2 separate regions of the Mus musculus genome follow, and region 2 is linked to region 1. Evidence: chromatin loops called from intact Hi-C (ENCODE). Cell type or tissue: heart. All regions are shown on one strand. Links, peaks and the distances in the headings refer to the core of each region. The heading gives the core; the rest is flanking DNA.

Region 1 (4,082 bases), core at 650-3,149:
CTGGGCAGATAACTCAGTTGATGAAGTACTTGCTCTGCAGGCACAAGAACCCATGTCTGAATCGCCAGAACCCACGTGAAAAAACAAAACAGCAGCAGCAAACAACAACAACAAAACAACCAACCAAACTAAAAACCCAGGTGATGTGGCACTCCCAATATCGGTGAAGCAGGGGTAAGAGGATCCAGGAAGCTTCGTGGCCAGTCAGTATTACTGACTCATCGAGCTCCAGGTTCATCGTGAGACACGGTCTCAAAGAATAAGGTAGGTAGAGAAAGATAAGCAATATTTATCTCTGGCTTCTGCAAACACAAACATAAATACAGACAGAAAGGTAGAGGCATGGGAGAGAGAGAGAGAGAGAGAGAGAGAGAGAGAGAGAGAGAGAGAGAGAGAGAGAGAGGAAAAGGAGGAGAAGGGGAGGGGGAGGGGAGAGAGATTCGTCCAAGGGGTCAGGTCTCCATAGACACTAAATCTTAAATGATACAGAAACAAAAGATGCTTTAGCCCGAACAGCTCCTCTTGCTGTAGATACAAGATTTAAGTTCATCATTTTCTCAAGTATGGAAAAATGCTAAACACTGCCATTGAAAACTTTGCTTCCCAGGAGAGAAGGGGAGGGGTCTCCCTGGGGGGGGGGTAAGTTTGTCCTTTGTCCTTTCATAATCCTATTAACTGGTCCCTGAAGGAATGTGGGTGGCTGGGAGATAAGAAGCCTTTGAAGTAAAAGCCCTTTACTAGCCCTTGGCGGTAAAACTCCAGTCTTAGCAAGCAAGGCCTCATAAGCATAGTGAAACCCTGGGCGTCAGGGCCCTGAGGACCCTGCTCCTTTGACAGCTTGCTGTGCTAGGGAGCAGGGAGCAGACCTTGCAAGTTGCTCCATGGAAAGAGAGAGATAAGGGGGCTCACCGTCCTCGAGTGGAAGCAATTTACTCCACCAGGCTACAGGGTTGACCTCAAGGGTTTAAGTGAACCCTTCAGCCGCTTCCTTGCCCCGACAAAGACCCCCGGCTCCCTCACACAGCAATTACAATCAATCTCAAGATGTCCTTCCAGCAACAAAGGATGCCGAGACGACTGCTCTTCATTAGCCAGGAAAATTAAATCAAGACCTATTGTGTGCAGAGTGCTCATTGGCTAGCGGCAATCTAGATGAGGGAATGAGCTTGTTTGTCTAGCATTTCCAACCGAGTACTGATGAAGAGATGCAAAAATTTACTGGTGAATTCACAATCACGGTTGGGTAGGGGTGGCAGACCACTTTAGTGAGTTTCTAAGGGGGGCTAAGAGTGTTCCCTTCCCAGCCCGTAAGGGTAGTGTGGGCATGGTGGGGCATGTCTCTAATCTCAGCACTTTTGAGGCAGAGGCAGGAAAATCATACCTTTGAGGACAGCCTGAGAGACCCTGTTTCAAATTCTTCCTGCCATCTCAACAGCCCCGCTGCAGTAAGCCCACATGGGAAATGGGTCAGAGGGACTTCCCTTAAATGATCTTTATAATAATCCTAAATTCCTGAGGCCTCAAGACCTATGTTCCTGTGAGCTTAGGTCTCTGGGTAAGCAGTTCTGTTGCTGTTATACCTGCTGCGAGTGCCTCTCTCTCTCTCTCTCTCTCTCTCTCTCTCTCTCTGGCTTTTGTGTCTGTCTGTCTGTTTGCTTTCCTGTCTGTTTATATGTGCTTTCGGAAGTCCGATCCCCTAGAACTGTAATTATAGGCAGTTGTAAGCAGTCTGACATGGGAACCGAACCGCTGCTTCCTGCAGCATACTAAAATAAATAAATAAATAAATAAATAAATAAATAAATAAATAAATAAATAAAAAGTATTCTAAAACTTGAAAACAAACGAGCGCCTCGGCTTTCTGCACTCTCATTTTGTCTCAGCGTGATCGTTCTATGGATTTCCTCCGGCCTCACATAGGACTGCAATCCTTATTTTAAAAATACTGCCTTCCCAGACCCAGATTCAGGCATAGCTAGCCGAGAGTAGATTAAAGGCTTGTGCGGAGCGCCCTCTTGAGGCAGTCTTTAGAGATGTCGAAACTCTCGTTGACTAGCCCATGGCGGTAAAACTCCAGTCTTAGCAAGCAAGGCCTCATAAGCATAGTGAAACCCTGGGTGTCAGGGCCCTGAGGACCCTGCTCCTTTGACAGCTTGCTAATGAAACTCAATTCAAAGATAAAAGTGTTGGGATGGCTGCACTGTCCCCTCGCTAGAACGGAATTCCTTATCTCTGAAGTCAAGGTAATCGGTGGCAGGAAGATACAAAAGCGCAAAGGCGGACTGAATGAATTTATGTGTACAAAATAACAAACAGAAAAAGGCGGCTGACAAGGGTAAGTGGTTACAGGGCTTGAGTCTGTCTGCCAGTTCTAGATAGTGTTCCTTATCTAGGAGACTCGAGGGGCAAGATTTCTCCACCGTGAGTTGCGGGCTGTGAGTGTGTCACAATGCTTAGGGGCTGTGTTTGTGTATTTGTTTGTTTGTTTGTTTGTTTGAGACAGGATAATAGTTAGCCCAGGCTGGCCTTGAATTCACCTCCTAGCTGAGTCTGGGTTGTTAAAACACTAACCTGACTGTCTCGCGCTTCCCCTCTAGGCTGAGTGTGAAGATCCGCCTTGCCACTTAGCAGTGTGTGAACTTGCTAAGCACCCCTGCCACCCTCCCAGATCATATGCACAGCGCTGATAGGAAAATGCACTTCAGAGGGTTGTGAAGAGAACCAGGTAAGGAAATGTACATATAGACCTCTGTATAGGGAGCTAAAAACCATCATCTGCATTTATGGGCTTTGTTAGTGAGAAACAAGATGGGATCCTTTTTGTAAAATTATCATAATGGTTCCTTTTATCCCTGATCATTGAACCCTTTCAACTTAGACCAAAAAAACAAAAACAAAAACCAAGGTTGCCATCATTGTGGAGTAGGAACAGACTGAGTGTCGCACAGGTGGAAGGTGATTCCTGGCCAGCAATGGGGGCTCAGGCCAGGATTCATTCAAACCTTAGCTCAGTTAATGATGTCAGCACGTTATGTTTGAGGTTCTGTGCTCCCTCTGTGAGCCTTGTGTCCTGTTCTTCTGGAGATGCTGGGGATGAGATGTCTGGATTGAGAGTTGGTCCCAGACCCCCTCTATCTACCAGCCTGGCTTGCGAGCAGACGTAATATAATGATCACTCTCTCTCTCCTGTGATCCTGGCCGCCAATCAACCGATCACTGATCCGAAACGCTGGCTCTCCTGGCTGATAGGTTCACTTGCTGACCTGTTTGCCTCGAGTCTATCCCTGTTCACAATTCAACCCAGGCAGAGAAGCTGCCTGTAAAGTGTGATGTGTGAACTGTCTTGGAGAAACAAAATGGAGAAAAGAAGTAGGGGGAGTGGGCCTGAAAGCTTCCGAAGGGAACAGAGAGGAAGGCAAAGCGAGATGGGGTTACAGGTGAGAGTCATCTGAAAGGTGAAGTGGGCTCTACTGAAGCAGCCGTGTAAGAGCAGAAGGGCTTGAGGGTTAAGACAAACCTGTTTCTACACAGTGTGTGTGCATGTACGTATGTGAAGTTGTCACACAGTTTGATGGCACAGCACACAGAGGATTTCTTTCCCTCTGCTGTGCTCAAGTGCACCAGGATAGAGATGCAGGACACTCCACTCTAAGAGCATCAGGGCAGCATCAAGGTCATCCTCTGATATTCAAGGAGTGTCTGACAGGCTAGGCCTCCTCTGGATGATGACAGATATTGGGGGGGAGATATGCAGAAGCTTCCAGAAAGAAACACACGTGATCTGAGTGGGAAACTCAGATTTGTTACACATACAGAGCAGGCTAGTGACCTCCCTACGAGGAATGTGTCCGCCCAGTCCTGCAGCTGACTCTAATCCTACAGATCCACTACCTCTGCAGGCAGAGGGTTGAGCAACTGAGGCAGCGTGCCCAGGGAGACTTTTGAGAGCTGAAAGTCTGCAGGCATTTTATCATCCGTCTTTTGAGACCTAGCAAGGCCTGGGAAGGTCCCCAAGGTATAAGCAGAAGCCACATACCCCATTTCCCCAAAGCCTCTCCAGCCAGTCACACCCCCTCACTTCT
Region 2 (4,082 bases), core at 716-3,215, 170 kb before region 1:
AATTAGACATACAAACTAAAGCCTCAAGGCCAAGCACAAAAGAGTTAAAATATTCTACCATGAAAGTCAGCAGACTCTAGTCCAGTGTATTTAAATTTCCCAGCTCTTGTCTGCCACCTGGTGGTCTGAAAGTGCTAGGCATGCCGGTGCTGAATAGATTTATGCTATAGTTCCTCTTTAGACTGGGAATAAAGTCCATAAAGCAACTGTGAGTGGTAATGAATTATGGACTGAATAGCACACCAAGATACGCCATCTCTATGTAATGTGAACAGCAACAGGTGTCACAATGACTCTAGATGCAGATTCTAAGTCGATGTGGCTTCATGGAAGTGTGGGACCATGACCTGAGGACTCATTCCTCTGAAGGGTGGAGAATTAACATACTAGCTAGAAAATGTTAGTATGTTCCCCTGCGTAGAAAGTTGAGTCTTGAACACCCCCCACAAAACCAAATGCAGAGGAATACACCATTAACAAACCCTCTCTACTCGGAAGTATTTCTACAGCAAAATTCATCACCTTGCACACCAAAGCCAGAACATCTTCCACCCTGTGCTCTGGCTTGATGGTCACAGTAACTCCTTCGTTATCCTGGAAGTGGACATAAGTCTGGACTTCCCACATGCTGTCTCGCAGCGCGCTGTCTACTGCGGAGCCATACAGATGCAGGTCATGGGCCTGTGTGCAGTGAGAAAATAAAGGTTGGATAAGCAAAAGTAGAAACCAGAGGGGGGCGGCAAATGCTCCCTTAATACAAGCAGTTTGTACTATAAGTTTTGCACACATCCCACACTGGTCCTACACACTATTCAGGGGCAGATCTGCCAGTCCTTGGCTCTTCAGACTCTACACAGATGGAGCTCAAACCCAGGGATGGAGACGACTTCTACTCTGCAATGGGGTCAACTCAGATCAGCTCAATCTCACTGCTAGAGTCCTGATGGAGAAATGGGAAATGTACATTGAATCCTTAGTCCCTTTCCGGCTTCCAAAGGGTCTGTCTCATCCAGAGTAAGTGGATGTCTGTCTGTGCCCTAGATTAGCTCTAAACTGAATTCTCCATAAGTGTGACGATTCTCTCTCCTCCTAATTAAACTTTTTGAATGTAACTTCTAGTAAAGAGGACATCCTTTCTCCATCTTTCAGGTATGTCAGACATGGCCGCTCTGTCAGGAAATCATCCCCAAGAGTACCACCTTCAGGAGATTTTTCAAAACACTTCTGTAAACCTCACCACTGAAGCCAGTCACTTTGTGTCAATCTGCTCCTATACTAAGCATCTCAAACATTTCTTTGAGTTAGATCCTTCCGGGAACACTATGGTGACCCTAACTCCAAAGCTGCTACTTAACTAGACACTAGCAGCCCAGGGGAAAGTGTTTAATTTAGGTAGATGTGTTGGTGTATTCCCTTAATCCCAGCAGAGATACGGAGATCTCAGAGTTTGAAGCCAGAACTCATTTTGAGCCTCATCTACAAAGTAAGTTCCAGACCAGCCATCTACATAGTGAGATCCTGTCTCAAAACAAACAGACTTTTGTTTTCAACTTGCTTAGCCTCAGTTTACCACTTTGCAAAAGGAAGCATTGTTCTCATTACCGATATTTCTTAATTAACAAGACGAGCTTTTATGAGCAAAGGAGTCACCCACAATTAAGAGACGTCTTATAGGCTCGAAAGCATGGCAGCTGTGTAGATTTGTAGATTCAGTGCTCTCACAGTGCTACAAGCAACTCACTCCTCAAAGCAAGCACTCTGATGGGTCAACTCCCTGTCAACTCCATGCATTTCTTGATCTTTAAGCACAAAGTAAACTGTGCAAAGCCAAACTTGATGTGATAAAGCCATTCCGAAGAACAGGCCTGGGCAGAGAAGGGAAGGGTCCCTGTCTTTGGAAATGTGGTGCTCAGGTCTGAAGTCATCACTGGACCTGTCGTGGACCTGTCAAGATCAGAATATTTTCCCAAAAAGATGTGCACAGCCAGAACCGACCTCCCCTCACTGAGGAAGAGAGGAAGAGACAGGGGCAGATGCCCTGAGCCTAGGACACCAGGCTGGGATACTCTCTCCTAAGTGGGCCTGTCACATGAGTAAGGGCTTTCTCTGGCTCGCTTCTCCTGGGCACTTGGATCACTTTGGCAGTGGTTCGATCCAGGCACCAAGTAAAAGCGGGCACTGGCCTAATTAAGCTGCTTAAGGCTCCCCTCTTAATGCATATTGAAAACAAAAACAAATGGAAAGCCCAGCAGAGGTCACTATAGAGTAAGGAACATCAAAAGGAAGGCCACAGAAAGGAACTTAAACCACATCACTGCAACTTCCTACTGTCCTTCAAGAGAGCAAGTTGGGCAGGGACTCAGGAAATTCAAATCCATGCTGCACCATGGCTTCCTGCCTGTTCTTATCCCTGACTGTCCATCAGAGGGAGATTCTCCACATAAAATAAACTCCCACCCGGCTACAAATTTACTCAGAGCCTATTCAGGTACACACCCCCATTACCCTCTACTTTCCAGGTGAGAAAAATGGGGGGTGCAGAAATTCTAAAGAACTTTAAGTGTGCACAACTAATCCTTATGGTATGGAAGGGCTCTGACCCCCGAAGTCTGGATATGAGTCAGGTCTCCCCACTTTGACACCACATGAAAATGGCAGTCTGCCAATTAACTTCCCTCCGCAGTGAACATGACTTAACGGTCCAGATTCATTTCCTGATTCTACTACACAAACCATGCCCTAGTTGGACAAACCATCTCAAGAGGATTTCCCATAAAAAGCAAGGCACTCCCCTGCCTCTACATATCTGTTCATTGCAAAGCAATTGCTCTCCTCTGTCACTCTGTGCCCCCGCCTTAGTGTTGGAATCACTAGTTAGGGGAACCCACCTGTGAAGGTTTGTATATTTTTGGACCAGGGAGTGGCACCATCTGGAGGTGTTGCCTGGTTGGAGTAGGTGTGTCACTGTGGGTGTGGGCATAAGATCCTCACCCTAGTTGCCTGGAAGTCCACTAGCAGCCTTTGGATGAAGACACAGAACTCAACTCTGCCTGCACCATGCCTGCTTGGATGCTGCCATGCTCCCACCTTGATGATAATGGACTGAACCTCTGAGCCTGTAAGCCAGCCCCAAGTAAATGTTGTGTTTTTATAAGACTTGCCTTGGTCATGGTGTCTGTTCACAGCAGTAAAACCCTAACTGAGACACCACCAAACTCAGTACTTGACAGAATCCAGCAGAATCCAGCTCACACAAGGGTTAGCTTTGGGTCCACCCACTTTAAGTGGCGAGAGACATGACGATAAGGTCTTTGTTTCTTCATCAGTCTCCTCTGACCCTTAAGAAGGTATCTCACACCCACAATACACCTGGGTACTGAGGAGCCGGATGCTACTAAGAGTCACACTCAGCAAAGGTAAAAGATCAAGGCATCTGGCTCGAATTTGCTTTTCTGGAGTCAGTTTCTTCCTAGGCCCAACTTTCAGAAAGACTAAATGGCAGATTGCTCAAGGAAGGCAAGGCTTAGACAAAAGAGATGTGTGAAAGTAGACAGAGAGGTGGAAGAAAGGATGATAGAACGATCCTGCTATGCTCAACTGAGTCTGACTGTGAACCTGCGCCTGCACGGACCAGTCTTCCTTTCCTCCGTCTCCACTGTTCACAGAAGATGCCTATCAAAGCCAAGGCCACCAGTGACTTAAAGCCTCTTCAGAGACCTCCCATGATGACAAATCAGATGTGCTTTTTGCTGTACCGTGCAAGCATGCACACACATTTATTCACTATAGAAAAGGAGAGACCCGGCTATTCAATGAAGTCAATGAATGTGGAATGGATTAATTAGAACCAGGGGGGAAAAGTCTACTTGATGAATACAGATCTCCCAAGTTATTTTAAGCTTTGCCCTTTTGGAGAGAAAGCTACTTTGATTTCTTCATTCAGCATCTAAGCTGAAGCCATGCGCACCTCAATTTTGAGAGTTAGACAAAACCTTCTTCTGTGTCCTTTTCATAAAAGAGAAAAATCCCCAGACTAAATACACACACACGCAACACACACACATATACACATTCAACACACT

What was found. A loop is a pair of places that touch in the nucleus more often than their neighbours do. Peaks named below come from ENCODE experiments on the same cell type or tissue, not always from the same donor. Only the 100,000 strongest peaks of a DNase experiment are listed, where the experiment ranks them.
Region 2: a loop joins it to region 1, with 6 times the contacts of the local background. A loop is called at or near these places in 26 of 42 quality-filtered maps.

Annotation. Positions count from the first base shown.
Region 1 is chr17:3,271,871-3,275,952 of GRCm38, reverse strand. It overlaps Gm34035 (a long non-coding RNA gene), which reads left to right. Exons shown (of 5, transcript XR_001782146.2): 2 at 41-264; 3 at 2,598-2,725. Among named protein-coding and RNA genes, the nearest start is that of Gm34035, 9.4 kb to the left of the region's middle. In heart, for the core only: a CTCF peak has its summit at 2,013 (motif pointing left); a DNase peak (open chromatin) is centred at 2,042; H3K4me3 peaks cover 419 bases; H3K27ac peaks cover 951 bases.
Region 2 is chr17:3,444,977-3,449,058 of GRCm38, reverse strand. It overlaps Tiam2 (T cell lymphoma invasion and metastasis 2), which reads right to left. Exons shown (of 27, transcript NM_001122998.1): 10 at 523-681. Among named protein-coding and RNA genes, the nearest start is that of Gm52295, 39 kb to the right of the region's middle. In heart, for the core only: a CTCF peak has its summit at 2,256 (motif pointing right); no DNase peak of the experiment used is centred there.